Linked DNA regions of Homo sapiens: region 1 is linked to region 2. A link is a loop called in an ENCODE intact Hi-C map of the cell type or tissue named here. Cell type or tissue: endothelial cell of umbilical vein. All regions are shown on one strand. Each heading gives the region's core, and the rest is flanking DNA. Links, peaks and the distances in the headings are about the cores only. Region 1 overlaps LOC105370372 (a long non-coding RNA gene). Region 2 has its middle 27 kb from the start of LINC00368.

Region 1 (16,043 bases), core at 8,067-10,566, 1.4 Mb before region 2:
GGCTGTTTCTGTGGCGGTCGTCGGCGCACTGTGGTGGTGACTGTGGCTCACATGCACCCTTGGAGGCCCTCGGAGGTGGCACCACATCTGCGGACACAGCAGCCCCGGTGGCCTCACCCTCTCACTGAGGATTCCCGCCATCACCTGGCGACATCCCCTGAAGATTCTTTTTAAGAAGTCTGTGCCCTACACGGCAACATTAGGCTGTAGGCGTCACGCTCCTGTGATTGTGAAGTCAAGCGACCGCGGCGTCAGGCGGGGCTCCGTGCTGTGAGTGTGGCCAGGCTTGCAGCTGTCAGTGCTGGGGAGAAGTTCAGGGGTCCGGGCATCTGGGCGGTCCTTCTCTGATGCCACATCCTGGGAATGGAACTCCCTGAATGGAGGGGCTTCTCTCCGTTTTCTCGGGGCAGTTTTGTGATCGGCATTGGCCTTGTGTTCCTTCCTTCCCTCACTGATGTGCACCCGACGCCTGCATGTGGACTGACGGCCTGGGGTCAGGACGCTGCTGGGGGTCAGGGGTGTGTGGTGGGCTGTGGCGGGGTGTGGTGAAGCCTGCCTGGCCTCGAGCCCGGTGGAGGCTCTGGGAAGCCCCCTGCTTCCTAGTCCTGACGGGGGCCGGTCTCCACCTTCCTTTGGTGTTCCAGAGACCTGAAGCGGAGGGGCCAGTGTGGCTCCAAGGTGGCCGGGGCTGTGCGGTGGGCTCCGGAGCCCCCGAAGCACTCTTTTTCTGCAGAACCGCATCTGGGCCTCCGGAAGGAAGCTGCAAATGAACCGGCAGCAGCTTCCCCGATGGCCCTGTCTTGGCAGCCCTCATCCGGGCAAGGACTCTGTGGGAGAGCAGGGCCACTCTCTGTGATGCCACCGCCGGGATGGCTGAGCTCCAGCGTGGTGCCCGTCCTGGGTCTGAGGGCCCGGCAGCCGCCCTTCCGTCTGCTGCCAGGAGTGTGTGTGCCCAGCACTGGAGAGCAGTGAGAGGCACTGGTTTCCCAGCACACAGTGTGCGCCTGCCCGCTCACTCTCCCGGCTCCGTGTGTGCGCCCCTCATCAGCCAGGTGCTCGCTTTCCCGGCTCTGTGTGTGGGGCCCTCACCGGCCAGTGTGTAGCTGCATGGTGTTTCTGGGGGGCTGCTGGCCTGCCAGGCATGGCCTCTCAGTGGCCAGCATGGGGTCTGGGGGTGGTCTGGGATGGCCAGGCGAGGGGCTAGGGGCTCGGGGGCAGCTGTCAGCCCTTGGGTGTCACCCTGCACTTCCTGCCCTGTGGCCACATCCTCCCACCCTCTTCTCTGTACATCACGCTGAAGAACAAACAAAAAATCTCACCAAACGCGTGTTGGAGGTGGCCAGGCTGGCTCCATTCCGGGGGCCCTGGTGATAGGTTTCAGGATGGCAGCAGCAGGGCCGTGGGATGGGGAGAGTGGACTCAGCTCCTACCGCCGTGAGGATGGGGAGGGAGGGGACAGGACGTGTAACCGTGGACGAGGAAGGGCCAGGGATGGAACACCGTGAACAGGAAGCATCAGGGTGAGGGGCTCCGACAGATTTGATAGGACCACGGCTGATGGCCGGCAGGGCTCCCATGACGCTGATGTGCCGGTATTTTCACCCAGTGGAGCGGCTCCCCCTCACGAGGACAGAGCGGGAAGCCCCAGGTCAGGCCTCATTAGAAAGGGCTCAGGAGCCAACTGAGTGTAGGCCAAGGAGAGCCTCTGTGGGCCGACGTGCCCACCTCCATCGTCAGCCAGGGCCTGTCCATGGCACCAGTCCCCTGCCAGCCTCCTGATGCTCTCCAGGCGGGCAGGGGCCTTTCGGGCCAGGGGAAGAAAGTGACACCCGCCCTTCTGTGCCTGGCTTTGGGTCACCTGTCCCCGTTCCAGGGCAGCGTGGCACAGGTCTGAGGGCTCTGCTGGTCACTCAGCCCCTGAGGCAGCCCCGCCAGCCCAGGCCCGAGCACCTCTTCCCTCCAGGCTGGGCACAGCCAGTCCCCACCTCCCACCTTCTGCCTCCGCCAGTCCCGGGACATGGAGTCACACCTTGGAGGAGATTCACACTGTGTCATCAGCTGGCGCGCAGGTGACTCCGGAGCGCGGATCGTGCCAATCGGCCCAGGGAGGCTCCGCGCCGTCACCATCTCTCCCCACGCCCTCCGCCCATCCCTGTCCACCCCCTGACCCACACACCCTCGGCTCTAACCCGGGATTTCGGGTTTTGCTGCCATTTAGAAATGACATTCTTACTTGTTGAATTCTAAAATGGAAGCAACACAGCTGTCTAGTAAATCAAATTTAGTGAATAAACGAGCCGTTCTTGTTTAGTATTGTCTTTAGGTCTTATTTCTCATGTCTCCTTTCATTAGAGGTTTTCATTGTAATCTCTTCGGCTCAACAAAGACAACCAAATCTGCCCTGTTAATTTTGTAATTGAGGTCTATGCAAACATATTGCCATAGCCATGGAAAATGTTTACTCTTTTTCAGCTGAACACACAGTACATTTTTAGTTGAATAAGATCCAACTGAAAGGCATAAATCAAGCGTTTAAAAATAGAAAGAGGATCGCAAAGCCTAGTATGTCAATATGCTCGTCAAGTGTTAATGCAGAAAGGCAGAGTTAGGCGGCCCCGGGCGCTGGAAACTGCGTTTGACCTCCTCCCTGCCCCTCTGCGTCTACAGTTCAGTTCTCACAGAGGCCTCTGGCGGGAGGAGCCACCATTTAGAATACAGATGGCCAAAGGAAACACCATTTTTAAATAGTTACTTTAAAAAAATCCTTTCAGATGAAAAAATCTGCTATGGTTGATCTTTCTGGTGTTGGTGAAAGGAAAGAGAAATCTCCGTGTGGGGAGGCCCTGGGCAGCGTTCAGGGACCGAGCCCTGTGGAGCGGAAAGGCTCGAGACTGGACCTATCTTGCAAAAACAAGGCTCCTGTTAGCAGAATCGAAGTCCATTGAGGAGCTGGAAGAAGACAGGTCCCTTCTCTAAAGCACTGTGATTAGCTCAAGCTCGTTGGATTTGCACTTTTGGAGAAGATGTGTTCAGTGAGGGCTGTGGAAGGCTAGGCAGGCTGGACGCCCGGCTAGAGGCCAAGCCTGCAGACGGCAGAAAGGCGAATGCACCTTCCAGATGGCCGCCTTTCCTGAAGAACTGCCTGGGGTTGCATTTGTGGAAGCCAGCCATCCTTCATCAACAAAGCAACAAATATCGATTGTTCAATTTACACATTTTCATTTTCATAATTTTATTTGTACACATTTGAACACCCTGAGGTTTGTAAACATTTAGTAACTTATCCAAAGGTCACAGGACTATCCACGCTTCAAATCCGGGCCCCTGTCCTGGACTTGCAGGGGTGCAGGATGAAGAAACCCCAGCCTGCTGTGAGGGACCTGAGGCTGCTGGGAGAGCTGAGAAGTGTGTGCGGTTGCAATGACGAAGCGTGCACGGTGGCTGGGAGAGCTGGGAGGTGTGTGCGGTTGTGATGATGAAGTGTGCACGGTGGCTGGGAGAGCTGGGAGGTGTGTGCGGTTGTGATGATGAAGTGTGCACGGTGGCTGGGAGAGCTGGGAGGTGTGTGCGGTTGTGATGATGAAGTGTGCACGGTGGCTGGGAGAGCTGGGAGGTGTGTGCGGTTGTGATGATGAAGTGTGCACGGTGGCTGGGAGAGCTGGGAGGTGTGTGCGGTTGTGATGATGAAGTGTGCACGGTGGCTGGGAGAGCTGGGAGGTGTGTGCGGTTGTGATGAAGTGTGCACGGTGGCTGGGAGAGCTGGGAGGTGTGTGCGGTTGTGATGATGAAGTGTGCACGGTCGCTGGGAGAGCTGGGAGGTGTGTGCAGTTGCGATGACGATGTGTGCACAGTGACGGCACTGCAAAATGTGACGGAGGCTCCGAGCAGGGGTTCCTAGGGGCCGGAGGCTGGGTCTACCCTGGTTGGGGCTGGCCCGGTGGAAGGAACGAGAAAGACAGTCTCAGGAACAGTGACGTGTGGAGATGGGAGGATGAGACACGCCCCCAGTACTGAAGGAGACCCTGGTGGTGGCAAAGGCGGGTTGGGACAGAATGTGGGAGGCTTTGAACATCAAGACACGAGTCTGGACTCATTTATAGTCAGTATTTTTTTATGAGTTAAACAAAAAGACGTGTGGCATTTTGGGGTCTGGACACTTTTAAATCAATGACTCCTAAGTGTTTACAAAGCAGGAAACAAGGTTTGAACCATGAGCTTCAGGAGCAGGACGGGCTCCTGGAGCCTGAAAGGAGCCCAGTCTCCCTCTCTGTGGGCGGCCGGATGCTCCTGACTTGGGTCAAGAGGGAGAGTCGTTCTCCTGGTCTCTATGCCGGGCTGTGACCACTGCCTGTCATTCAAGATGACCCTTTCGGGGTGTTGAGGACTGAGGCAGCTCTGGAATGTCACCCTACCTGTAACCTAACCTGCCCAGCTTCATGGGTGCTGGGAGGAGATATGGGGCTCTGAGGTCAGGGAGGGAGGACAGCTTGTTACAGCAGTGACAGTGGCTGTGAACCCGCAGGACCCCATGTCTACTCAGCCCCGTGAAGGGACCAGTGCTGCCGCACACACCATGAGTCAGGGTCATAGGAGAGCACCCCTGAGTCTTCTGCCACAGAGGAAGGCACTGCCTTTGCCTTCCAGGGCTGTATTTGCTTTCAGGCGTCCTTGAACAGGTAGGCCTGAACAAAGGGGAGGCCAGTGTCTCGCTACATGGGGTGTATGGAAAATGTGCCACCCGCAGAGAATTGCCTTCCAGTGGTGAATCGGTGGCAGCTGGCAGACCCAGCTGAGCTGTGCTGTGGGTAAGCCAGTGGTGGGAGAGGCCTCGCCCCTGGAAGCATGGTGCCCATGTGTTGCCGCCACGTCCCTGGGGTCTCTGGGCTGGAGTTCCAAAGTCGTCTTCATCATGAAGAAGCACATCCAGGCTATGGGCAGAACTGTCTTGAAGCCGTCCAGCTGTTTAAATTCTACATTCTGTGGGGCATGCACGGGGTTGGCTTATTCAACCTTCCTTCCATTCTCCCTGTGGTTGGAGAAGACAGAGAACAAAACAACTCATTTCCAAGATGCTTGGCAGCTGGGCAGAGTCCACCAACGAGAGGCACCCAAAGGCAATCCAAAAGACAGGCGGAAGAGGAGCGCATCTTGTTGCCATTGTGCCATGTTTGCTGGAAAGCACCGTTGTTGAGATGTGAGTATTTCTGCGTGATGTCCGTTCTTCAAACCCCAGACGCAGTTGGATGGCAGCGGATGGCAGCCGTGACCCCGCGGGCTCCCGGCTTCTGCTCCTGGTCCCCAGCTGGCTCAGGTGAATCCATGGTCAATGGCAGCCCCAGGAATGGCGGCCCCCATGATGGGTGGGCTTTACATTGTCCTGCAAGTAGTTTCTGGGAGCCACAGCCAAGTGAGAACTTGCTTCAACTTTCCAGTCACTTTCAGAGACACCAGCATTACCTCCTTTCCTGCTGAAGACACCTGGAGTGGCTTCCCTTCTCTGCCTCAAACCCTGACTGGTTCACATTCTTAGTTCATACCTTACTGTTGTTTACAAATCACCTGCAAACTCTTGGCCACAGTGCAGCGGGGGCGGGGCTGAGCACTCTGCTCCTAGGGTGTGGCCATCGTGGCTGAGCACTCTGCTCCCAGGGGGCGGTCAGGCAGGGGTCCGGGATGGAGAGAGGGCGGCCCCATTAGGGGCGATGAGATGCTCTCGAATCTGATTTGATCATCCCCACTCCTGCTCCTCAGCCCCCTGGAGCCGCATGTCTCCTTCAAGGCTGCTGTGATGTGGATTTTCACCTGGCGTCCATGGATAGCCACGTCCAGTGGGGAGGGGTGTGGGAGCAGGAGAGCCCCTCGGGGGCCCCACCCTCCTCCTGCGCACGTTGCTGCTGCTGGAATGGCAGGACACAAGCTGCTCCAGACTCAGTGAGCCCTCATTAGTGAGCTTTCTTCATGGGCTCAGGAAGATCTACGGCCCTTTGTCTACTTTTGAATAACAAGTTATCCCAAATGCAATGGCTTAAAGCACACATTATGGCACAGTTTATGGGGTCGGGAATCCAGGGCCTGTAGCTGGGCACCTCCTGCCCAGGGCTTCTCCTGAGGACAGCAAGCTGTGGCCAGGCCCAGGTCTCATCAGAAGGCTCAGCAGGAGAAGGATCCACTTCCACAGTGGGCTCCCACTGACTGTGGCCAGGTTCCTTGTCACCTGGGCTTTCCAGAGGGAAGCCATGGCCTGACAGCTGCCTGCCTTGGAGTACATAAGAGAGAGAGAAAGCATGAGAGGCCCTGAAATGGAAGCCACAGTTGTTTTGTGGCCTGAGGTTGGAAGCAATATTCCATCATGTTTCCATATTCCACGAGTTCAGTCCGTGCTCAAGGGGAGAGGATTACCGGGGAAGTAGATCCCAGGGGAAGGGGTGGCTGGGCTCATTTACGGCTGCCGACCACCCTGGACTTTGGGAAACAACGCAGCCCGTGTCTGGGTTTGCGGCATGGAGACTGCTGCGCGGTCACCAGGGCGGTTTGGATGGGTGGAGGCGGCAGACGGGACTGACCTGCCCCTGGAGGCTGTGGTGGAGTTACTGGCTGGAGTGGGGGCCCAGTGTGTCTGCGGGGAGGGAAGGCAGGGTGGCTGGGGAGTGCTGGAGTAGGGTCCCAGGGGCTGTGTGTCTGCGGGGAGGGGAGGCAGGGTGGCTGGGGAGTGCTGGCCATGGGCCTTGGGGGTGTCCGGGGAGTGCTGGTCATTGGGGAGTGCTGGACATGGGCCTTGGGTGTGGCCTTGAGCCCGGCCCCTGCAGAGGCGGTGCTCCCTGTGCTGGGCACTGCATGGGGCTGAAATGTCTTCCTGTGGCCACTGGATTCCTTGGACCAGCAGAACAAGCCTGGCCCTCGTGGCAGCTGCAGTTGCTTGTGCACACACACCCTGTGGGTCCTTTGCTGTCTCAGTACATGAGAAACACCCTGGACTCCCCCGTTTCTCGTTGGACGTAACTCTCAGTCCCAGCTGACTGCTGTTCTCCTTAACTCACAGCAGCCCCTCCTGGGACCAGCTCAGAGGTGCCTGGGAGAGGCAGTGCGGCTTCTAGACACCCTTCTTTGTAATCCAGCCACACGGGTTGTATTGGCCACGGAAGCCCCATCCACCGCTGAGGACTGGGCTTCCTGGGCTCGCTGCGGAGCCTCCCCCATCTGCCCCAGACACACCTGCCTCCTGCATGGTGGCCACTCTTGTCGGACTCTGTGCCTGTCCCCACATTTATTCTGTTAAACTTTTCTTTGCAGTACTCAGCCTGTTGTGCTGGGTCACTGTTCAGCTGATTAAAAATGGCAGCTTCCCTCAAAAGCAAATGTTATTGTAGCCCTTGGGTGTCAGAAAAGAGCAGGCAAACCCAACCTAAAGGCTCCTGGGCTTTCTGCAATTGTCCCCGTCGGCGTTCAGTAGGAACACGCATGGAGTGTGGGAGAACTGGATCGTGCAGGTGGGAGTTAAAGGCAAGAGGGGATCCAGGAACGCCGGGAAGCTGCTGCCTGGAGGGGGTGGGATGCTGGCAGGGGCTGAGCCTCCCCAGGACACAGCACCTTCGTCACTCTGACCACTGGGCCCCCTGCCCCACCTCTGACCACTGGACCTGAGTGGGGTGTGTCTCCATTCTGTGCCCATTGGCTCCTCCCTACTCCTCGCCAAGGGAGAGACCAGCCCCTCCCATCACAGGCTCCTTGGAGGGCTGGAATCCAGCTCAGCTTAGTTCAGCAAAAGACCATGAACCCTACTGTGTCCAGGTACAGGATCGAGGTGAGTCTAAACAGAACAGACCCCAGCGTTGAGACAGTGACAGTGAGCCTCTGTGAACACCTGCGGGTCCCCAGCCCAGCTTCTCACTGTGAAATCTTGAGGGGCAGCGGGAAAGTAGGGGCCGACCTTGCTCCAAGTCCCTAACAGGGAGCCCGCTTCCCTGAGGGTGAAGGCAGAGGGGCTCAGCTTGTGCGGGACCAGGGCGGGGAGAGCCCGGGGAGGGAGGGCGGGCGTGGCGGGCAGGGCACGGGGAGCGGACCTTGAGCGGCCGCCTGCCGCCCCCTCCATGGGGGGTGCAAGGGGTGGAAGCTGTGAGTGTGGACACGAGTGAAGCGGACGCAGGCAGGGCAGCCTCAGGCTCCTCGAAGGGGGCTTTCTGGTCAGAGTGGGAGGGGTCTGACATCTGTGGTTCTGTGGTCGCACAGCCTTTACCCAGTATTGAAAAGTAATGTTGCCTCGTGGGGAAACGGAAATGGCCAGCAAGGGTGGGTTCACCTCAGTCCTCCTCACCCGTTCACCTCAGTCTCCGCACCCCCATCCTGCTCTGTTCACCTCAGTCTCCTCACCCCCACCCTGCTCTGTTGTTCCCCTCGGTCTTTGAGACAGGACCAAACGCAGAGGCGGCGCTGGTGCAGCAGGGTCAAGGGGCAGCCTGGGCACCAGCCTCTCAGCCTCCCGGCTAGTCAGCCCCGAGCCGGTCCCAATCTGTCGGTGCTTCCTTGGGTCCTTCTCCAACCAGCGTCCTTTTCAGCAGCAACAGGGAGGCTGCAGAGGCTTCCGGGCTGTGGCAGGCTTGACCAACAGAGCCAGGGGCCAGAGTTGCGAGCGATCATAGCCACTGTCACTGAGAGGGCTTTCTGGGTCGCAGCCGCTGTCGCTGAGGAGGCTTTCTAGATTGTGGCCTCTGTCGCTGAGCGGGCTTTCTAGATGACAGCTGCTGTTGCCGAGGGAGCTTTCTAGATCATAGACACTGTTGCTGAGCGGGCTGTCTGGGTTGTAGCCACTGTCGCCAAATGGGCTGTCTAGATTGTAGTGTCTGTCGCCGAGCAGGCTTTCTAGGTGGTAGCCTCTGTCGCTGAGCGAGCTTTCTAGATTGTAGCCTCTGTCACCGAGGGGGCTTTCTGGATTGCAGCCTCTGTTGCCGAGCGGACTTTCTAGGCTCAGTCACAGGCCACATGCTCTGCGTTCGCTGCCTCCTCTGCTTCTGCCCGCTTCTCCAGGGCTCACCCATCCTGCAGATGAGGGGCCGAGGGCTCAGAGGGAAGGGCCCGCGTACGCTGGGTGCATCGCTGTGTACACAGATCCCGTGGTGAGGCACGGTCCCAGACCCCCGCTTGACCCCAAACCCCAGTCTTTACCCCCACCCAAAACCCCCAAGCCCCATGTCTCCCAAGCCCTTTCACAGTCTGCTCTGCCCACCGCCCCCACTCTCATGGCCTCTGGTGCAGCCACAGGGCCTTGGTAATGGGGGACTGTTGGGGGGCTATCTTTTCGGGGTCTCCTCTGTGGCCCCATCTGCCGGGGAGGAAAGGTCACGGGGGCCTGTGTGGGGCAAGGCAGCATGAAGGGCTTTGCTGTGGGGTCATGGGTCTGGGATGGGCTCTCGGCCACCCTGCGGCCTCCTGTCAGGTGTGCACAGCTGAGCCTGAACTTCCCGGACGAAGGAGGCTGCTATTCCCGGACCCGCCATAGAGAGGCAGTGCAGGACAGGGCTTGAGGTCCCGGCCCAGGCGCTGCAGCTTCTGGGCTCAGCCTGGGCTCTGTCCACTGACAGATCCTGGCTTCTCCGCCAATCCCCCTGTGTTTAGCGGGGTGAGGATGGGAGGGTGAGGTGATGGTCAATCCTCATGTCAACCTGGCTGGGCCATGGCACCCAGATATCTGGACAGACGCCCCTGGGACGCGGCTGTGAACAACTTTTTCTATGAAATTAATGTTAATTCAGGGGACTTTGAGAAAAGTCGTCTGGCTGTGGTGTGGGTGGGCCTCATCCACTCTGCGGAACGTCTTAAGAAAAAGACTGGGGTCCCCACAGAAGAGGGAATCCTGCCTGCAGAGAGCTCTGCACTTGAACGGCAGTGTCGACTCTCTCAGGTTCCCGACCAGTTCCTGAAAATCTCCCCCTCTGTGTGATGTGTGTGTGCGTGTGTGGGTGGTCCCACAGCTTCTGTCTCCTGGAGCCCCTCACCACTGCAGGCGTGGGGCTGCCCTTGGGGCTGGAGGGTGCGTGATGACCACAGGGTGGCGGTCGTGTGTCCTCACTGCCTGGTGCCGTCGCCTTCGGGTGGATGAGACGTGTGGCTCTGGGTCAGCCCCCAGAAGTGGCGGAGGGGTCCGTTGTTCTTATTATTAACTACCTCCTTCACTTCCTCAGACCTACTGTTTTCGACGTCTAAGTCAGCCCTCACCACCACCCCACGAGCTGAAAGATCTTGCCCCTGACTTTGAGACTTGAACCCTGGAACTCCCTTCCTGGAGCCTGCGTTGCCTGGGACAGGGGTGGCCAGGGTGAAATTGGCAGCACCTGGTTGCTCACTCCCGGCCAGCCCTGCCTGCTCCACCCAGCCCCGGGGACGGATTCCTGGTGTTTCGGGGCTGTCTGCCGGCCATCTGCTTGGTAGGGCCGTCGGAATCACCTTTTACAAAGCTCTTCTATCAGTGATTCAGGATCAAGGAGTAAGAGTGCTTTCTGGGTTGAAAAACATCGTGTGGGATCTTTAGCTGGAAAACATTTTATTACAAATATTTTTCAAGTCTATGTGGCCTCTTAAAAAGTCCCATCTTTTTAACACAGTGTTTCCCGGGCCAGCCACGTTTAGCCTTCTAAAGCTTCGTATGCAGCCTCTTACCTAGGAAACGATGCAGCTGTTCAGTCTTTTGCAAGGAGCAAGCCTTTGGTCTAAGAAGCAGCTTCGGGGGTGGAGGAGGTGGTGCTGCTGGGAGACCCGCCCCGGGCACACGTGGAGGTGGGGCTCATGGGAGAGGTGGGGCCTGCAGAGACCCGTCCTGAGGTTTGTGCTCCCAGAGCTGCGCGGGGCAGCGTGGGAGTCACCAGTCACACAGATCGTTTACATTTAAACTCATCCAGATAAAATGAAGAGTTCAGTTCTGCAGTCGCACCTACTGGAAGTGCTCAGGAGCCCACCGTGGTCCCCGTGCAGGGAGGGACTGCAGGGCGGGCTTCTCCTCCTGCTGAGAAAGCTCCCGTGGGTGCAGCTCCCACCTAGGTTTGTAAATAAAGCTTCCTGGGACACAGCCAAGCCCGTGGTTCATGGATCCCCTCTGCTGGCTTTTTTTTTTTTTTTTTGAGATAGAGTCTTCCTCTGTCACCCAGGCTGGAGTGCAGTGGCGTGATCTCAGCTCATTGCAACCTCGGCCTCCCAGGCTCCAGTGGTTCTCCTGCCTCAGCCTCCCGAGTAGCTGGGATTACAGGTTCCCGCCACCACGCCTGGCTAATTTTTTTTTAAAAAATATTTTTAATAGAGACAGGGTTTCACCATGTTGGCCAGGCTGGTCTTGAACTCCTGGCCTCAGGTGAACCACCGCACCCGGCCTCTAGTGCTTTTGTGCTATAATCCGGAGGTTGAGTTGCCACAGGGACCAGAGAGCCTGTGAAGCCTCAAATGCTTTTCATCCCGCCCTTGATGGAGAATCTTTGCCGACCTCTGCCCTCAAGCACAGCTGTGAAATCCAGCTGGGTCTGCCTGCACGGCAGTGTGGCTGCATCACACCTGAGGCCCACTGTAGGTGGTTATGTGGGGCGCTGGGGTGCTGGCCTTGCCATGTTGTGAGTGGCAGGTCTGGGCTGTGCTACGGCAGTGCACACGGTAGGGCTTCTGTGCACAGCAGCAAAGGCGCCAGTCGTGGAGAGCACAACGGGTGGGGGGGTTCGGGCAGGGAGCGGCCTCGGCACAGATGACCTCAAGTGTGCCTGAACGTGCATGTTTCCCATGGGGTGTGTCCAGCCAGCGTGTGAGCAGCGTCTCCTTGGGCAGAGGTGCGTCAGGCCATGGGACTGCCTGGGACCATTTCCTTTGGCTGGGGCACAAGGAGACGGAGGACCATGCCAGAGCAGAAACCATCCCAATGCCCAAGGAAAAGGACCACAGGCTGTTTTCAGAGAGACCAGGAATAGCAGAGGCCTCCTGGCCCACGGTCCTCAGGGGAAAGAGGCCATGCTTTCCAATGGAAATCAGGTTCATCTCTGGAGAGCTGTGTCTAGAAAGCGCAGTTCACCAAACAGCATAAACTCCAGAAAAGGGAAACTCACACTTGGAATAAAGGTGAGGAGGGCGCCAAACATCGATAGCAGAAGTCCTTGGAGCCAAAGCCACGCAAGGACGCTGGCACTGGGGCGTGGGGCTTGGGCCTGCGCGGTTTTGGAAGGGTCTGTTCCAGCCGCCGAGGACTTGGGCTCAGCTGATTCAGCAGTGAAGACACAGGCAAGTTGGGGACGGGGGGGGTCGTGGCGGTCCGTCCCTCTTCTCTGTAGGAAAGCCGCAGACAGTGGCTGGATCCTCTATGGCTCTTGCTGTGTAGACACTACTCAAAAGTAGCATCTTCTGAAAGGTGGTGAAACTCCTGGAGTTGGTTTAACAGCAGACGGGCGTGTGCTTTTGTGAATAAACGAATGGGGGCCAGGCGCGGCGGCTCACACCTGTAACCCCAGCACTTTGGGAGGCCGAGGTGGGTGGATCACCTGAGGTCAGGAGTTTGAGACCAGCCTGGCCAACATGGGGAAACCTGGTCTCTACTAAAAATACAAAAATCAGCCGGGCGTGGTGATGCGTGCCTGTAATCCCAGCTACCTGGGAGGCTGAGGCAGGAGAATCGCTCTAACCTGGGAGGCGAAGGTTGCAGTGAGCCGAGATCGTGCCCCTGCACTCCAGCCTGGGTGACAGAGCAAGACTCCATCTCAAAAAAAAAAAAAAAAAAAAAGAATGGTGGAATGGTGTCCTGACACGTATTCAGTTAAAATCTCAGGGAGGGCAAGCAGATGCCCTGTCTGCAGTCATTTGTCTCTGAGCACGGCATCTCGACGCTCCCTGTAAGTGACTGTCTCAACTGTGCACTGTTCCAGGTTCTCCTGCTGCTTGTCTGTGGTCACTGCAGGGCTGGGGGAAGCTTTGGGTCCCTTGGCCTCTGAACTGTGGTTCTCAGAGGACCCAGGGTTGGAATCTGTTCATCTGGACACAGCTGTTGGCACATAGGGACAGAGGCAACCTCCTCTGGAATCAGAGTGAGGAACTGGGAGGATCTTGGGCAAAAGGCCAGCTGCACCACCGTGGGTCAGCACTTCGTCATGGTTTATGTTTTGGAAATCTAAGAGTCTGGGGTGTGGCTCTCAATCTTGTTCAGGCACCAGTTTACCCCAGATCACCAGAGGTGACCAGGCCCTGATGCAAGATGGGGAGAGAGGGTTTGTGAATTTAACAACAGACCAGCTGGTTGAGAAACTCAAACTGCAGAAGGAACTATACGTAGTTCACTAATAGGTGACTTACGCTATAAATGTGCAAGAGATGTTCCAGATAACATACAAGTGTAACTTGATTCTAGTGTGAAGTTCCAATTCCTCCTCATTGATAGAGCCCTTAGTCAGCAAATCTTTCTCTCTCTCTCTGTCTCTCTCTCTCTCTCTCTCACACACACACACACACACACACACTCACTGTGGATGTATCGAGTAGTGTCTTTCTGCAAAGCACTTTGTCAAGGTGGTTTGGGGACCAGCCTTGCCCTGGTCCTGACCCTGCTACCTGTGTTCTTCCATTACCCTGGTCTTGTTGTTCCTGGTGCACGTGCTCTTAGCCATTGATGATATTGGTGATAGAATGCAATTCTCAGAGCCCTCTCAGTCTGTCTGCAACAAATTAACATTCAATCCTAAAACTGTACAGAGTTTGGGAAGTGGCTGGGTGTTGCCGTTGGTGTTAGGCTCTTGGTTGGTCCTGCCCTGACTCACAGGAGGTGGCACGGCTGCCACCTCTAGTTTCTGGAGCCATCTCTGAGCTCCCTAATGTTGCAGTGCTCCCCACTGCTCACACACACCCCTTCCTCTGAGGTGGTTTTGATCTGTTCCCTCCCTGACCCCAAGTACAGAAGCTCTGTTTTTTCCTCTTTGTGGCAAAATCCTGTCTTCCTTGTAGATGTCAGGATGTAGCTGATTAACTCTGTTTCTAGATTAAAGATTCTAAAATGTGGTTCTGGGATAAGTAGCAGCCACATCCTCACTGAAAACAATGGGAAAACCTGGATAAAATGCAGATGTGTATATTGAAAAACTCCCAAAATGGGCAGAACTTGAGTGGTCAAGATTAAGAGAGAAGGAAATTTGTGGATGTGAGTTTTATATTCTGAGCTCATCACCCCCTTGAGGCATTTGCTAATTCTTATGCATCACAGACAGGTTGAGCAGCACAGCAGAAAGCAGTTGCTAGGAGGCTTTCAGTAATCTCCCAGGGCTGGGAAGAAAAAATGTGAGTTAAGGGCTTCTTACACAGCCAGGGCTTCAGGTGCTAAGATCCCAGAAAGAACGCCTGTTCAGTGTAGTGAGTCCAACTAGCCAATCTGCTTGTCCCCCTAAAGCATTCCCTAAGTCCTCAGCTGTGCTGCTGGGGAGAAGGTCAGCAGAAAGTGGTAGCAGAGAGGCTGAGGAGCTAAAGAGTTTTCAAGCAGTCTCCTAGTGTAAAAAATAAAAGTCGCATTTGAAGGGCCCTGGTAAATTCTCAGAGCTCTAAATTGGAATTCCCATAGGAACAAGGAAAACTAGAAATAGACCAGGTGTTACAAAGACAAATCTAGTATTAAAACAACTTAATTAAGATGATCTGTCCTCACTCTAACTGGCTACCAGAGCTAGATGTCTTTCAGAGTTTCTAGTTTTTCATCACACGATGTCCAGCATTCCATCAAAAAGTACCAATCATATCAATAATCCAGGCAATAGAAACAGACTTCTGGATAATACAGATATTGGAGTTATCAAATACAGATTAGGCATAACTATGATTAATATATCCATAAAACAGATGAGACAATGGTGAACATCACAGATAAGTGGAATCCATAGAACCAAATGGAAATTCCAGGATTAAAAGACGTAGTAATTAAAATTTAATTAATTATTTTAATTTTTAATTAATTAAAATAAAATATTAATTTAATATGATGATTAAATGATTATCCAAAGCTAAAGAGAGATTTAGTGGTCTGGATGTAGGTCAGGAGAAAATATTCAGATTGAAATAAAAGAGAACAAAGAATGAAAAATAAAAAGAGTATAAGAAAAGTGTGGGACAGAGCACAAACATCAAACATGCGTAATTGGAGGAGAGAAGAGAGAGAGAAAAAAGGCACAGAATATTTGAAAAGACAGAATTTTTCAGAACTTACTAAAGAAATAAGCCATGGGTTCAAATATCACCATAAACCCTAGACAGGATAAATGCAATGAAAACACAGCTAGGAACATCATTGTAAAAATGCTGAAATGAAAAGGCAAAGAGAAATGATTAACATTAGCTAGAGGTAGAAAGACACATTACTGTCCAAGGAGCAGTAATAACACAGAGAGTGACAGTAGATTCCCCAGGAGAAATGATGGAGGTCAAAAGACAATGGAAAAGAAAGTACCTGGTAATCTAGAGCCTACATCTAGTGAAAACATTCTTCAAAACATGAAGGTAAAGATATTTTCAGACGAATAAAAACTGAGGATTTTCCCAGTAGGGCTACACTAAAATACTAAAAGGAGTTAGTTGGCAGGAATGTACTGCTAGCCAGAAGCATTAAAAATGCACAACAGAATGAAGAACAAATAAAGGAGTAAATATGTGGATAAATCTGAAACAAATATTAACTGCATAGAACTAAGTATAATATTTTGAAGCATTTAAAATATATGTAGAATTAAAATCTGTGACAAAAATAATGCAAAAAATGGTAAGTGGAGTTAAGTATTCTTCTATTCTTGCATTATTAGGAAATGGTAAAAGTGCTAATTTTAGGTTATAGGAAGTCCAAGATGCATACTGTAGTAGTCTATAATATAACCTTTAAAATAATATTAAAAATACGTAATCCATGATCTAATAGAGGGGGAAATTGAATGAAAAAAAAACTTGCTCAATCTAAATAAAGTGAAAGAAGAGAAAAGGAAGTGGTAAAAGTATTAATTTTAGGTGATAGTAAGTCAAGGATATATATTGTTGTCTCTAATATAACCTTTAAAACAATATTA
Region 2 (16,043 bases), core at 7,253-9,752:
AAGAAGCTCAGCCCCCACCAAACTGCATCCTGACTGGGGGCCCAACAGCTCCTGTATCTCCACATTCCTGGAGCCCCACTGATATCCCCCATCTGTGGCCACCACTCCTACTGCTTGCTGCAACCAGGGTCAAAGTGCAAGCCCTGGTGACTGACTCCACCACCCCCAGTAGCGGGGCTGTTGTGCATTTACAAGCACCAGGAGGACAGACTCCCCACTCACAACCTCACTCACACCTGGGGCTGAAGCCCGCACGCCCAGCTGCTTGTCAAGGGCTGCTGCCACTGAAAGCAACCCTGCCCTCCCCAGCAGCAGGGCCATAATGCAGCTGCTGCGAACCCCACACTAGCATCCTGCAGGGGGATTGGGGAGCACCCTGTCCCTGCCTACCACAGCCAGTGCCCACATGCACCACCGGGGGGCCTGAGGGCAGATACCAGCTCCACTCTCCGATAGTGCCTGAGAACACTGTGCTGGGGCCTGGGGATCGCCCTGCTCCATTCACCATCACTGCCACCTGAGCACTCTTCCCAGGGCCTGAGGATGGACCCACCCAAACTCCCACTACCACCACCACATACTACCACCCCTTCTTGCATGTACCACATGAAGGCCTGGGGACTGAACCACCCCTCCTGTCTCAGCCACTGCCAATAGCAGCACAGACCACTTGGGAGCCAGAGGGTTGTCCCACCACTGCTACTGCCATCACCAACACCACGCTCACTGCCAAGGGGTCCAAAGACCTGCCCACCTGCCCAGCCTACCTCTCCCACTGCTGGCACCCAAGCAAGTCACCTGGAGGACACCAAGAATCAGCCCACCTGGACCTGCTAACAATAGTGCCAGCATGCACAACCCAAGCCCAAGGACAGACACACTTGGTCCATCACTATCACCACTGGGTCCCAAGGACTGGCCAACCTGGCATCTCCATCCCCAATAAAACTTAACCATAGCATCCACTAACAACCACACCCTAAGCCACTGAAGAAATCAGAGACACCAATGACACTGTTTACAGCTGAAGAAACCATACAGAGACTTCACTACTGCACGTACTCAGAATCAAAACCAAACTTCCTATCCCAGCCTACTCAACAAACCATAAATACATCTTCAGGAAAAAGTCCATCCCTACAAAAGCAAATTCAAAAAATTGGAAGAAGTGACTGTTATACCAGATGTGCAGATGTCAACATAAGGACACGAGAAACATGAAAAAGCAAGGAAATATGACACCTTCAAAGAACACAATAATTCTCCAGCAACATATTTCAATAAAAAGAAATATATGAAATCCTGGAGAGAGAATTCACAATAATGATATTAAAGAAGCTCAGTGAGATATAAGAGAACATAGATAAATAATACAAAGAAATCAGAAAAACAATTCAGGATATGAATGAAAAATTTATCAAAGAAATATACATTATTAAAAAAAAAAACCAAACAAACAGAAATTCTGGGCCAGGCCTGATGACTCATACCTGTAATTCCATTCCTTTGTGAGGACAAGGCAGGAGGATGGCTTGAGGCCAGGAGTTCAAGATCAGCCTGGGCAACATAGCAAGATCTTGTCTCTACATAAAACAAAAAAAAATTAGCCAGTCATGATGATGTATGCCTGTAGCCCTAGCTACTCGGGAAGGTGAGGCAAGAGGCTTGCTAGAGCCCAGGAGTACAAGGTTACAATGAGCCATGATCACACCACCGCACTCCATCCTGGGCAACAGGGCGAAACCCTGTCTCTAAACAAACAAATAACAACAACACACAAAAATAAAACTGGAACTGAAGACTTTATTGAATGAAATACAAAATACATTTGAAAGCATCAACATAAACTAGATCAAGCAGAAGAATTTCAGAACTTGAAGATAAGTTTTTGAAATAACCCAGTCATACAAAAAGAAAAAAAAAAGAATGGATAAAGCCTATATGACATATGGGACACTATAAAGTGACCAAATATTTGAATTTTCAGTGTTCCAGAAGGCAAAGAGGAAGTGAAACAGAAAGATAATCTATTTAACAAAATAATAGCTGATAACTTCCCAAATCTAGCCAAAGATTTAGACATCCAGATACAGGAAGCTCAGAGATCTCCAAATAGATACAATTCAAAAAGGTCTGCTCCACAGCACATTATGGTCAGGGTGAAAGTCAAAGACAAAGAGAGAAATCTGAAAACAGCAAAAGTGTCTAGTCACTTATAAGTGAATTCCCATTAGACTAACAGCAGATTTCTCAGCAGAAACCTTATAGGCCAGGAGAGAATGGGATGATATATTCAAAGTGCCAAAAGAAAAAAAAAACTTGGCAACCAAGGATACTAGATTCAGCAAAGTTCTCTTTCATAAATGGAGGAAAAATAAAGTCTTTCTCTGACAAGCAAACACTGAGAGAATTCATTATCACTAGACTAGCCATAAAAAAAATGCTTAAGGAAGTCCTAAACCTGGAAGTGAAAGGACGATATCTACCATCATGAAAACACACAAAAGTATAAAACCCACTGGTAGAGAAAATACATAAGGAACAAAAGGATTCAAATGTTACCACTACAGAAAACCAGCAAACAATAATAATAAAAAATAAAAGAGAAGGAAAGGAACAAAAGGTATCCACAACAGCCAGTAATCAATTATAAAATGACAGGAATAAGCTCTCAGGTATCAAAAATAACCTTGAATGTAAGCAAATTAAACTTTTCAATTAAAAGATACAGATTGGCTGAATAGATTTTTTTTAAATGACCCAACCATATGCTGCCTACAAGAAACTCATCTCACCTGTAAAGATACACATGGACTGAAAATAAAGAGATGGAAAGATATTTCATGCAAACAGAGACTAAGAGTGAGAAGGAATAGCTATATATAAATCAGATAAAACAGACTTTAAGTCAAAAACAGTAAAAAGAGACAAAAAAGACTCTACAGTGGCCACAAGTACAAGCAAACTTGCATGACTTCTAGATTCTTAAATTGCAGAAATAAGGAGGTGATTACTAGTTTCCAGTAAGGACCTGTCACTGCAGAAATTTACAATGGAAGTTCTTTAAATATGTACCTTTCCATTATATTATGATTGTATACATTGCAAAGACTTCACTGTGAATCTCTTGAATAAAATGTGGTCAGGACACCTAAATGCAATTAGATTTATTTTCAATCTAATCATCAATCTGGCAAATAATCCTTTTATTTACCAAAGCCATAGAAATTTAGCCCAAAATAAGCCCGCATGTGCTGCTCCTATCACAATTCCTTTCTTCCTGTCTCAGAAGTAATCAGAATCCTGACTTGATAATTGATTGAAATAAACAAAGACAACTATGTGCAACAAAGTGGATAAACTTTATAAACATGTTGGCCAAAATAAGCAAGACATAATAAGTTCAATATGATTACATTTATATAAAATTAGGCAAGTTTCTTTAGGCAAAATTAAGCTATATTTTTTAGGAATGCATACACAGTAAGTTCTAAATATTCTTAAATTTTCATGATGATTGTTAATTCAACTCAAGAGTTCTTCTATATTGTGTTTCAGTTTCAAAATACATCTCTTTTTTTAAAAAATTCTAACTTAATTGAATTGTGGACAGAGAATGTGGTCTGTATGATATTAGTCATTGGAATTTGCTGAGACTTCCTTTATGGCCCAGTGGAGAATGGTTTTTTTTTTTTTTTTTTTTTTGAGACGGAGTCTCACTCTGTCAACTGGATGGAGTACAGTAGCACAATCTTGGCTCACTGCAACCTCCACCTCCTGGGTTCAAGTGATTCTCCTGCCTCAGCCTCCTGAATAACTGGGATTACAGGCACCTGCCACTATGCCTAGCTAATTTTTTTTTATTTTTAGTAGAGACGGGGTTTCACCATGTTGGCCAGGCTGGTTTCAAACTCCTGACCTCATGATTCACCTGCCTCAGCCTCCCAAAGTACTGGGATTACAGGCGTGAGCCACCACACTGCAGAATTGTTTTTTAAAATGTTCCACATGTGCTTGGAAGTGTGGCCCTCTTCACATCTCTAGGGTTTGCTTTGCTTCGAATTCTGGTTGCCCATTTCTCTGGGTCCCTGGCCTTCTTGCCTGATGCTCACTATCTTGAAAATGTTTCATATGTTTTGGTTTTTCCTTTTGGGTTTTTTTTCCTCATGGGATGGTTAATCTTGCTCTTGTTAGTTCATCTTGGTCAGAAGTTGAAGTCTCCTATTTGCCTTTCATTTTTGAAAGATTATTTTTGCTGAAATAGAATTCTAGCTTTAAAGGCATGTTGTTTTAAATACTTTAAAATGTCGCTGTATTATCTTCTGTCTTGGATGGTTTCTAATTCAAAGTTTGTGATTTTCTTTTTGTTCCTCTGTTTGCAGTGCCTGTTTTCTCTGTTTTTCCAGCAGCAGTTGTACTATGCTTGGTCTAGCCAGTGTTTATTATTGTTGTGGTTATTAGTATTATTAGCAGTGGTTGTCCTCCTGGGTGTTCTCTGGATTGTGGTTTGGTGTCTTCCATGAATTTTAAATATTCTTGGACATTAACTCTTCATGTTGTGGGAAGTCAGGGATCCCGAACAGAGGGACCGGCTGGAGCCATGGCAGAGGAACATAAATTGTGAAGATTTCATTTTAATATGGGCATTTATCAGTTCCCAAATAATACTTTTATAATTTCTTATACCTGTCTTTTAATCTCTTAATCCTGTTTTCTTCATAAGCTGAGGATGTATGTCACCTCAGAACCACTGTGATAATTGTGTTAACTGTACAAATTGATTGTAAAACATGTGTGTTTAAACAATATGAAATCAGTGCACGTTGAAAAAGAACAGAATAACAGTGATTTTTAGGGAACAAGGGAAGACAACCATAAGGTCTGACTGCCTGCGGGGTTGGGCAAAAAGAGCCATATTTTTCTTCTTGCAGAGAGCCTATAAACAGACATGCAAGTAGGGAAGATACCGCTAAATTCTTTTCCTCGCCAGGAATATTAATATTAATACCCTGGGAAAGGAATGCATTCCTGGGGGAGGTCTATAAACGGCCGCTCTGAGAGTGTCTGTCTTATGCAGTTGAGATAAGGACTGAAATACGCCCTGGTCTCCTGCAGTACCCTCAGGCTTATTAGGGTGGGGAAAAACTCCACCCTGGTAAATTTGTGGTCAGACTGGTTCTCTGCTCTTGAACCCTGTTTTCTGTTGTTTAAGATGTTTATCAAGACAATACGTGCACAGCTGAACATAGATCCTTATCAGTAGTTCTGTTTTGCCTTTTGTCCTGTTCCCTCAGAAGCATGTGATCTTTGTTCTGCTTTTTGCCCTTTGAAGCATGTGATCTTTGTACCTACTCTCTGTTTTACACCTCCTCCCCTTTTGAAACCCTAAATAAAAACTTGCTGGTCTGAGACTCAGGCAGGCATCACGGTCCTACCAACATGTGATGTCACCCCCTGGCGGCCCAGCTGTAAAATTCCTCTCTTTGTACTCTTTCTCTTTATTTCTCAGCCGGCTGACACTTATGGGAAATAAAAAGAACCTATGTTGAAATATGGGGAGCAGGTTCCCCCAATATCTTCAAATATTTCTTCTGCTGATTTTCTTTTCTTCTGGGATTCCAGTTACACATCTGTTAGCATGTCCGATAATTTCCCAAAGCTCTTACATGCTCTGGGTTTTTTGTGTGCTTGTTTTAAAAATCCCTGTTCCTGTTTGTGCCTTGCTTTTGGTCACTCCTATGGCCCTATCTTCATGTTTGCTGATTCTTTCTTTGCCTCTGCAGAATCTCCTGAATTCTTTGTTCACCTCTGCAGAACTCCCCATCTCTGCTATCACGCTTTTCAATTCTCACCTTGCCACCTCATCCTTCCTCACAGGCTCCAACACCTCTGGATCAAAGAGTGGGGTGTGGGGTGTCCTAGAGGTCAGAGGAGCCATCTTTTTGCCTTGGACCTTGCTGTACCACCCATTTCTAGGTGTAAAACTTGTGAAAAGCTCAGCCATGCTGGCATCGCTGGTCCCGACTTCTTTTGAAATAACTCTGAAAGCTACTTGAGAATGTACACAAGCCATGGCAAAGGAAAGGTCCCAGTGACACAAGGAGAATTTTTCACCACTGTGGAAGATAGTATAGCAGCTCCTGAAAAAATTAAACCTAGAATTATCATAGGATTCAGCAATTCTGCTGTTGGCTAAATGCCCAAGAAAACTGAAAGCAGACTCAAAAAGATCAGTACACCCATGTTCCTAGGAGCATTATTCAAAATAGCCAAGAGGTGGAAGCCACCCATGTCCACCAACAGAGGAATGAATAAACAAAATGTGGGCCCTTCATGTCATCCACCCCATGGATAACAATGGGGTGTTATCCATCCTCAACAAGCAAAGATGCTCTGACATGTGCCATAGCACAGATGAAACTTGAGGATGTTACGCTAAGTGAAATACACCAGCCACAAAAGGACAAATACTGTATGACTCCAGACAGATGAGGTCCATAGAGGACTCAAAGTCACAGAGACAGAAAGTAGAATGGGGGCTGCCAGGAGTTGGGGAGATGGGGGAGGGGGAGTCAGTGTTGAATGAGGACAGGGTTTTAGTCTGGGAAGAAGAAAAAGTTCTGGAGAAGGAAGACAGTATAGTGATGGTTGCACAAGAAACAATGTAAATGCACTTAATGCCACTGAACTGTGCACCTAAGAATGGTTAAGCGGTAAATTTCAGATTATGGATATTTTACCACAACAAAATTAAATGAATTCTTCATTACAACTAACTTTAAAACAATAGGAACAATTCATTTTTTATTTTGGTTCCAGAAAGCGTGCTCTAATCAACTCATTTAGGTAGCACCTGCTAGAACCTGGCTCTGCTCGATCAGATCTTTGCAGGCCTGAAGCTCTGTCCACAGCCACCAATCACCCACTGCGTGCGAGCTGGGAATCCTGCAAACATGGCCCTTTCTACAAGATGAATGGAGAACATTTGAGGAGTAACACTTGGCTTGGGAAAACCAGCCTAAAACCCCTGAGGAATCTCCAGTTTAGTGTTAATTGGCTCATTTATCACAGGGGGCAGAGGTCAGGAGCAGCCCATGATGAGAGGTGGGGTCTCTTTCAGAAGACCCGGCAGAAGATTCACCTCTACTCAGAGAATATCTGGAATTCTCAGAGGAAGCTGGCATAAGAGAAGTGTGACTCCTGAAGTCCAGGAAAGACATTCTTCATTTGCATTAAAGGAGAGTGAATTTAACTATTCTGCTGATTCTAGAAGTTTCTATAACTCTCCAGTGCTCATGAGCTGAACCTGAATAGAAAAGACAGCCTCGTCATCTGTGTCAAGTCCTGCTTGCTTAGACACTGTCAACCTTACACTCTCCCCTCCCACAGCTCCATCACCTTCTGGCTTCATTTGAGGGCAGAACTGAAACAATGTTGGAGTGGGTACTACATAGGCCACCTCTGAGAGGGTGAGACATGACAGGGACGCTGGGTTCAGCCTCCTGTTGGGCTCTGAGAAAATGAGGACTTGGTTCAGATGTGTAAGGTTAGACCGTCTTTGTCATCCCAACATTGACACTCAGTTAGGACTTGGGGATAAATCCCTGCAGTAATTTAAACTTACTATGAGATTACTCTGTGCAGAAATAAAGCAAAAGAATTTCATCCACAACACCTTCCATGCATCAAGAATAGACCTCCCTAATTTGAACAGCATCTTAAGATATCTGTGAGAATCCTGCGTGGTAAATACATATTCTGAGTGCTTACAATTTACATAGTTCTTACATCTTAATTACTCTTTTGCTAGTATCTGGCTAAGATTATACTCTTTGGAAAACCCTGGAAAAGCTATACATCAAGTACTATAATAATTCCATGCAATAAAAATACATTTATGATAGCAAATGTGAGCAACGGAGCTCTCATATGCAGCCCGTGGGAGTGTAAATTCGTACAACCGTTTTGGAAACCTGTTTGGCAGCATCTTCTGAGTTTAGTATGTGCACACTCTATGGCCCAGCAATTCTACTCCTAAATATATGCCAATCAGAAATGCGTATATGTGTGCCTAAAGACATGCACAAGAAGGTTTATAACAGCATCGTTCATCACTGCCCCAAGCCCAAAGCAGCCCCGATGCTTGGGAGCGGCTGTTTGGAGATGCCCCTCGTGGTGTGTGCATAAAGGGGAGTACTGCATTGCAGGGCAGTACGCACACATTACACCCCCATAATATGGCTGCACTCAGAATAGGGACAGTCTCACGAGCAAACACTGAGCAAAAGAATCCAGATACATTATATAACTCATTTATATAAAGCTTAGAACAGGCAAGGGTCATCTACACTGGAACAAGTCGGAAGATGGCTATTCTCTGAGGTGGGATAAGGGCTGGGAAGTGTGTGAGGGAGTCCCCTGGTGAGATTCTATGTCTGACCCGAGGCCTGGCCCCATGGATGTGTGAGCCTTTGTAAAAAATGTATATCCAGCTGAACATTTATGATTTGTGAGCTTTTCTATATATATGCTATACTTTCAGTTAAAAGTTGGCTTAAAACTCCATCCATATCCTTTAAAGTTTATTTGAAGACATTTAGGTCAACTAGTTTTGAGACTAGAACCTGTAACTGGAAGCACTGAGAGTGATAAAAGTCCTATAAGATTCAAGGAGCTAGTTAAATCTTCGTTTTAAGAATTGAGTTGAAACTTGAGCTTTTAGGATTTGCTGTTGTCAGTGGGCAGAATATTGATTATAATTAACAATTAACACCCCCTATTGGTCACCAGCAGCAAGTGCAGCGGTGGAACCAATCGATGAAATTGCACAAACGATTGCTAGCTTTAACACTTGTCTTTTTGCTCATAGGCGCGAGAAACCGGTATTAAAATTTAATAGAAAATGTAAAAAAAGAGGTTGGAGCTGTAAGAATTTCGTCTAGTACATGATACGGAGCTGTCATAATCGCAGGTTTGTTTCAGAACATTCCGGGTGCCTCCTTGGACATGGAACTGTCTGGGTTCTCATGGGATCAGAGTCCTCCCTTTCCCCGCCCTGGAGGGCAGGTCCGGTGCCTCTCACGGGCGGCAGCGCAGTCGGGACCCGCCGCCACGTCTCTGGGGCTCGGCGCAAAGCAGCTGCCCCGGGACCGCGTGAGCTAGGACGGCAGAGCCGCCGGGGAGCCGCGCACCTGCGCTGTGAACCTGGGTCCCCTGCACACCGCTTTGTTCACGGCCCGCGGCCAGGCTCCGTGCTGCGTTCCCAGGGTCGGGGCTCCGACCTCAGCAGCTCTGGCGGTCGTGATCAGCCCGGCACCTCCTAACGCTGGGTCAGCCTGTGAACCCCGATCTCACCGGGCCGCAGAGGCGCTCAGCAGCGGCAGCTTTCACCCAAGGGGACCAAGGCGGAGTCCTTCTTGTGGGAATGAAGGTCGCCCTGGTTTAAAGGCACAGTTTGCTTTTTTCCTCTCTCCTTTTTTTTTTTTTTTTTTTTTTTTTTTTTTTTTTTTTTGAGACGGAGACTCGCTCTGTCGCCAGGCTGGAGTGCAGTGACGCGATCTCTGCTCACTGCAAGCTCTGCCTCCCGGGTTCACGCAATTCTCCTGCTTCAGCCTCCGGAGTAGCTGGGACTACAGGCGCGTGCCACCACGCCCGGCTAATTTTTTGTATTTTTAGTAGAGACGGGATTTCACAGTGTTAGCCAAGATAGTCTTGATCTCCTGACCTCGTGATCCGCCCGCCTCGGCCTCCCAAAGTGCTGGGATTACAGGCGTGAGCCACCGCACCCGGCCTGTCCCCTAGCTCTGACTTCTTAACCGGCAACAACGTGGGAGACAGGTCTCCCACGAGGAACGCCTTCCCCAGAGCTCGTGGAAGGGGTGCAGGGGGCTGTGGGGCCCCTTTAAGCTCCCGCAGAAGCTCCTCCTCTGACCCCGCAGGCCCGGGGAAGCGCGGCCTCCCTTCCCGCGCCTGCAAGGGCTCTTCCGCTTAGATACTACGTTCGCTTTCTCTCGAATAAAAAAGTCCCTGTCTCCAATCTGGCCCCAGCTGCTGTGCTCGGACTGGCCTTGACTCCCCAGCGTTCTCTCCCGGAGCCTTCGGAAAGCTCCTCTTCTGTGCATAGGACCAGGGTGCCAAGTTCTCTACGCAGCACAGAACCAGAAACACCAAACGGGGCTCTGTCCTGGAAAGATGAGCACAGAGGCCAAGGCCACGCCGCTGTCAGTGGACTTAAAGAACGCGTTATACGTTTATTTACTCAGACATTCTTATTTTTTATGTTTTTAAATTGTGGCAAAATACACATAACGATTACCATTTTAACCATTTTTAGGCATTTAGGTGCATTCACATTTTTCACAATCAATAGAACATCTTCATCTTGCAAGACCGAACTCTGTCCCCCTTAAATAAGCACTCACTCCCCATTGCCCTCCCCAGCCCCTGGCATCCACCATTCCACTTTGTGTGTCTGAATTTGATTAGTCCAGGGACTAATACTGTTAGCAGCAGGGAATCCGTAGGGTCTGCAGCAACTCGATTCTTGCCTCCTCAGAGGAAAGAATTCGGCCGAGGTGCATAGTGCAGAGTGAGAGGCCAAGGCGAGTTTTAGAGCAGGACTGAGAGTTTATTAAAAAGCTTTAGAGCAGGAATTAAGGGAAGTAAAGTACACTTGGGAGAGGGTGAAGTAGGCGACTTGAGAGATCCAAGTGCAGGGTACAACCCCCCACTTTGGGTTTTATACATGGGCATGGTTCAGGGTTTCCATTTCCCCTTCCTTGACCTTTCCTTGGGGTGGGCTGTCCGCATGCGCAGTGACCGGCCAGCGCTTGGGCGGGGCCGCGTGCGCGCTGTATTACTGAAGTTGTGCACATGCTCACCTGAAGTATTTTGCCCTTACCTGTCTCGTGTTCCTGGAGGAAGGTCACACACCAGTTAAACTACATTTTACCTCTTAGTGCACAGGCCTAAGCCACCTCGCCCCACTCCTGAGATCTTATAGAAAGCTGCTGATCAGTTTCAGGTGTTTTCCAGCTATTGGGAGCCCGCCTTTCCCTGGCACAGCTGCAACCAATTACTATTTTAGAGAACCAGTTTAACCACTGCCTGAGTATCACCTGATGGTCTCCAGAGGTTCCTGGTGGGGTGGGCCCTCTCCTGCCCTGCTCATGTCTGCCTCGCCACTGACTAACAATGAGTGGAGTTCCACAGTACTTGTCTTTTTGTGACTAGCTAATTGTTTTATGTTTATTTTTAACAAAAATTCCTGGACAGTGTTTTGATAAATGATTTTCATGCAGCCTGTTTTATAAACTCCCTGGTTCTTTCTGTGATTGCTATTTTTCTCTTCCTCTCTGTTTAAATGCTTCATTCTACCCTTTCTTCCTGCTCTTGCTTCAGTGCATTTTGTTCTTCCTTTCCTATTTTTTCCTCTTTCTTCCTGTTTTCCATGATGTAACTGGAAGGCAATGTTAGAAATCAATGAGCAGCAGATCCCCCCGAGAACTAAGCACTGCAGTGGGGAAGCCACCCCAGCTTTGTTTTCCGCCACTGCAGACTCATCTGGAAGAATCAGTGTTTTTTCCTTCTCAGCCAGATGGCTGCCTTTGTGTTTCCACCATGGGCCTTCTCTTACCCATGAGAAGGTCTCTTTCCTGCTTTGAGGGAGAGGAGACCATGCCAGGTGCCATGTGGGCTGCCCTGAAGAAAACTGTATGGGCTCACTGAGGCTGCCACATGTTTTACTTTCTGAGAAGATGAGATGAGCCCTCCACATTTCAAGGCTGAGAGCAGAAATGTGACCAGGTGCTGGAGCCTCCAGGACAGTGAAGGAAGGGGTCTGGGTCCCTGCTTAGCCCTGAAGGAAAAGGAGCAGCTTCCAGAAGGCAGTAGGGATGTGGGTGCTGTGACAGGCCGTGCCAGCTTGGTCCTGCATGTGGTTAGAAACCAGGAGCCTTGGCCACCAAGTGGAACCAAAATCTCCCATCCCTGTCTTGTTCTCTTTGCATAGTGTGGACGAAAAGCGTCAAGCTCTGTAAAACATTTGAAGAGGTTTATTCTGACCAAATATGAGGGACCAATGACTTGTGACACAACCTCAGGAGGTCAGGAGAACATGTGCCCAAGGTAGTCAGGCTACACCTTGGTTTTATACATTTTAGGGGGACTTAAGACATCAATCAATACAGGTAAGGTGTACATTCGTTGGGTCAGGAAAGGTGGGACAACTTGAAGCAGGGGCTTCCAGGTCACAGGTAGACTCAAAGAATTTCTGATTGGCAATTGGTTGAAAGAGTTTTTATCTAAAGACCTGGAATCAATAGAAGGGAGTGTCTGGGTTATAATAAGGGATTGTGGAGAGCCAGGTTTTGTCATGCAGATGAAGCCTCCAGGTAGCAGGCTTCACAGAGAATAGATTGTAAATGCTTCTTATCAGACTTAAAGTCTGTGTTGATGTTAATGCTGGTCAGCTGTGCCTGAATTCCAAAAGGGCGGAAGGTATATTGAGGCATGTCCAACCCCTGCTTCCCATCATAGCCTGAACTCGTTTTTCAGATTAACTTTGGAATGCCCTTGGCATTCCAAGAAGAGGGGTTCATTCAGATGGTTAGGGGGCTTAGCATTTTATTTTTGCTTTACACCAGAAGCTTCCCTGAGGGGCCTGGGCCCTGGGCTTCAGGGCCTCTGCTCTCAGGCCTTGCCCAGAAGAATGGAAGATGCAGTGAGGGACCTGGAGGAGAGTGGACTGCTGTGTGTGGGCTTCGTGGCACACAGGGAAAAGCACAGGCTCTGGGTGAGTTTAAATCCTGGCTCTGCTGCCTGCAAGATGTAAGACTCCAGCATGTTATTTAATCTCTCTGAGCCTCTGTCACCCCATAAATAAAATGAGGTAATTTCTAGCACACAGGATCATTGACATGAATAAAATAACTGATGTTTACATGGCACTTGCTACATCAGTGGCACTGATTGCTGGTCATATAAAGCAAGGAAAAAAGATGTTTCCTCTTTTTATTCATTTCTACATCCTGCCAGTTTCCCTACACATATGCATTATAGATGACGAATAATTGAGAAAATCTGCAAGGACAAGGCTCGTATTCTTCCTGACCCATTTCTTGTTCAGAGTATAAGGTAACTTGTGCCGCACGTGTACCCAATATGCCGTGGGGTTATAGGATGTTAAATTGGACATTTACATGATACAATAAATATGACATTCCAGAGTGATGTTCTAGACCAAGATTCAAATCTTTAAGGAAGGGATTTAACCAAAAGTTGATTACATAAACATTGTTCGCATCACCCACACTTTGTTATGTGCATCTGTGTGAAGAGACCACCAAACAGGCTTTGTGTGAGCAATAAAGCTTTTTAATCACCTGGGTGCAGGCTGACTGAGTCTGAAAAAGGAGTCAGCAAAGGGAGATGGGGAGGGGCAGTTTTACAGGATTTGGGTAGGTAGTGGAAAATTTACAGTTAAAGGAGGTTTTTCTCTTGTGGGCAAGGGTGGGGGTCACAAGGTGCTCGGTGGGGGAGCTCTTAAGACTCATTGTCCAGGAGAAGGAATGTCACATGGTCAATTGATCAGTTAGGGTGGGGCAGGAACAAATCACAATGGTGGAATGTCATCAGTTAAGGCATAAACTGGCTATTTTCACTTCTTTTGTGGTTTTTCAGGTGCTTCAGGCCATGTGAATGTATACATGTAGGTCACAGGGGATATGATGGCTTAGCGTGGGCTCAGAGGCCTGACACACTTGAATTACATCCCCAATTGGGTAGAAGACCAGGAATATAGTCAGGAGTTCCATTTTGTTTAGGATAGGAAGGATGTTTCTACAGTGGAGACTGGTATCTGATTCATCATTTAGAGTAATAAACAGGTCACTCTGAAGATCATCTATAAAGCACAACTTTAGATGCTTATTACTTACAGATTCGCTTCTTAGGTACCCTACTTGGTCATCTAGGCAACTAGAAAAACAAGTTGGTTTTCTAACTGACTCAATTAGAAATAAAAGTAGGGCAACTTGATCTTTAGGAAAAGAGAGTGAGCAGAGATGGGGCGGAGCTTCACCCTCAACAGTGATGCTTGTACACTTCTGCTGAACCAGACAACAGGCAGCCCACAGCCTGCAAAGTCCTACCAACGAGGAGAGATGGACCACCAGGTGGTGACCACCGCTGCCTGCTCTAAACCCTGGGGAGGAGTGGAGCAGTGACCACCATCTGCTGTAAACCCCAGGGAGAGACGGAGCTGTGACCGCTGCCTGCCCTAAGCCCCAGGAAGAGATGGAGCAGTGTTCACCACCTGCTCTTAACCCCAGAGAGAGATGAAGCCATGATTGCCGCCCGCTCTAAACCTTGGGGAGAGATGGAGCAGTGACCACCACCTGCTCTAAACCCTGGGGACAGATGAAGCCATGACTGCCACCCACTCTAAACCTTGGGGAGAGATGGAACAGTGACCACTGCCTGCTCTAAGCCCCGGGAAGAGATGGAGCATGACCTCCGCCTGCCCTAAAGCCCAGGAGAAAGGGAGCAGTGACCACAGCCTACTCTAAACCTCGGGGAGAGAAGGAGTAGTGACCACCACCTACTCTAAACTTTGGGGAGAGATGGAGCCGTGACCGCCGCCTGCTCTAAACCGTGGGGTACAGACTAGTCGTGACCCAACCTCACAAGTGCAGGTATGGTAGGCCTGTGGGGTCAATGCAGTTCAAGGAGGTGCCTTACAGGGGCAAGCTCTGTGCCAAAGTGACCGGAAGACTAGGGCAGCCACTTGCAGGCTGGGGATAGTGAGTGAATGCTGCCACTTTTATTTGGTTCCAGGGTGAGGATGAACCCAGCCAGCCTTTCTAATTTAAGAGCCCACCTGGCTTCTCTGAGGGGTGAGCTGTGTTCCCAGAGCACTCACACCATGGCCTTCACCTCTGAGTCAGGCCCCGCACGACCAGCAGCAGAATCCAGGGACCCGCACACAAGCTGGGATATAGACTTCCTCACTTGCATTAGAACTTCGGCATTCCTAGCAAATGGGAACAGGGTTTCCAAGTCTGCATGACACGTTCTTGCTTCATGACTGTGTTCTCTGAGATGAGATTTGTGATGCATTTTTCCATAAATCAAGGGTGGAGCAGCATGCAAGCCTGGATATGCAGACACTTGACAGATGCCCATTGACTGACTGAGTGACACAGCCACATGGTGTTATTGTGGCTGGTGATGGCCAGCACCCAGAGATGGTGTGACAAGTCTGAAAATAACATGTGGCCAAGAGGAGATTAAGTGCTACGTTCCTAGTCATTCTTTTTCATATTTAAGTTATATTAGTACATTCACATGCAAAAAAATTCCCCCAAACACAAAAAGGTATATTCTTCCTTTAAGGAGGGACTTCCTCCCTCTTTCTCCACAAACACCGCCCAGTGGACATGCATGCTGCACCCTGATTTGGCCACTAAGACACAGCGCGGACACTGGGCCTCATCAGGCCCTTGGATCAACCACATTCATCTTTTTCCCTCTCAATACTCGCTATTATAAAGTATTTTTAAAACACTGGAAAGTACACAGGACATAAAGAATAACTGTGTACTCGTTACCCATCTAAGCAAATCAATATTTTACCATGTTTACTTAAGATATTCCTTTAAATAAAAAAACACTTCACACAGCTGAAGCCCCTTAAAGTGCCCTTCTCTGATCCCAATTTTCTTCCCGTCCTGTCTCCCAGACACAGCTACTATTCTGAAGTCTGGGTGTATTAACCCCAAGCAAATGTTTGCTTTTATGTTTGATAGCACACGTGTGTATGTATGTGTATATATATCCATAAATAATATACAACAGGAGTCAGCAAGTTTTTTCTGTGAAGGATCAGATCATGAATATTTTAAGCTTTGTAGGCACGTGGCCTCTGTCATAACTCAACTCTGCCGCTGTGTGTGAAAGCAGCCACAGACAATATAGAAACAAATGATCATGTGCAGCTATGTTTCAATAAAACTTTATTTACACAAATAGGCACTGGCCCTCAG

Evidence for each region. Hi-C counts contacts between places; a loop is a spot of excess contacts. Peaks named below come from ENCODE experiments on the same cell type or tissue, not always from the same donor. Only the 100,000 strongest peaks of a DNase experiment are listed, where the experiment ranks them.
Region 1: a loop joins it to region 2, with 7 times the contacts of the local background. A loop is called at or near these places in 3 of 110 quality-filtered maps.

The regions. Positions count from the first base shown.
Region 1 is chr13:112,437,618-112,453,660 of GRCh38, reverse strand. All of the region lies in intron 2 of LOC105370372 (a long non-coding RNA gene), which reads left to right. Among named protein-coding and RNA genes, the nearest start is that of SPACA7, 69 kb to the right of the region's middle. In endothelial cell of umbilical vein, for the core only: a CTCF peak has its summit at 9,495; a DNase peak (open chromatin) is centred at 9,530.
Region 2 is chr13:111,060,694-111,076,736 of GRCh38, reverse strand. No RefSeq gene overlaps it. Among named protein-coding and RNA genes, the nearest start is that of LINC00368, 27 kb to the left of the region's middle. RefSeq lists enhancers at 9,397-9,456, 12,158-12,688. In endothelial cell of umbilical vein, for the core only: a CTCF peak has its summit at 8,799 (motif pointing left); a DNase peak (open chromatin) is centred at 8,866; H3K4me3 peaks cover 609 bases.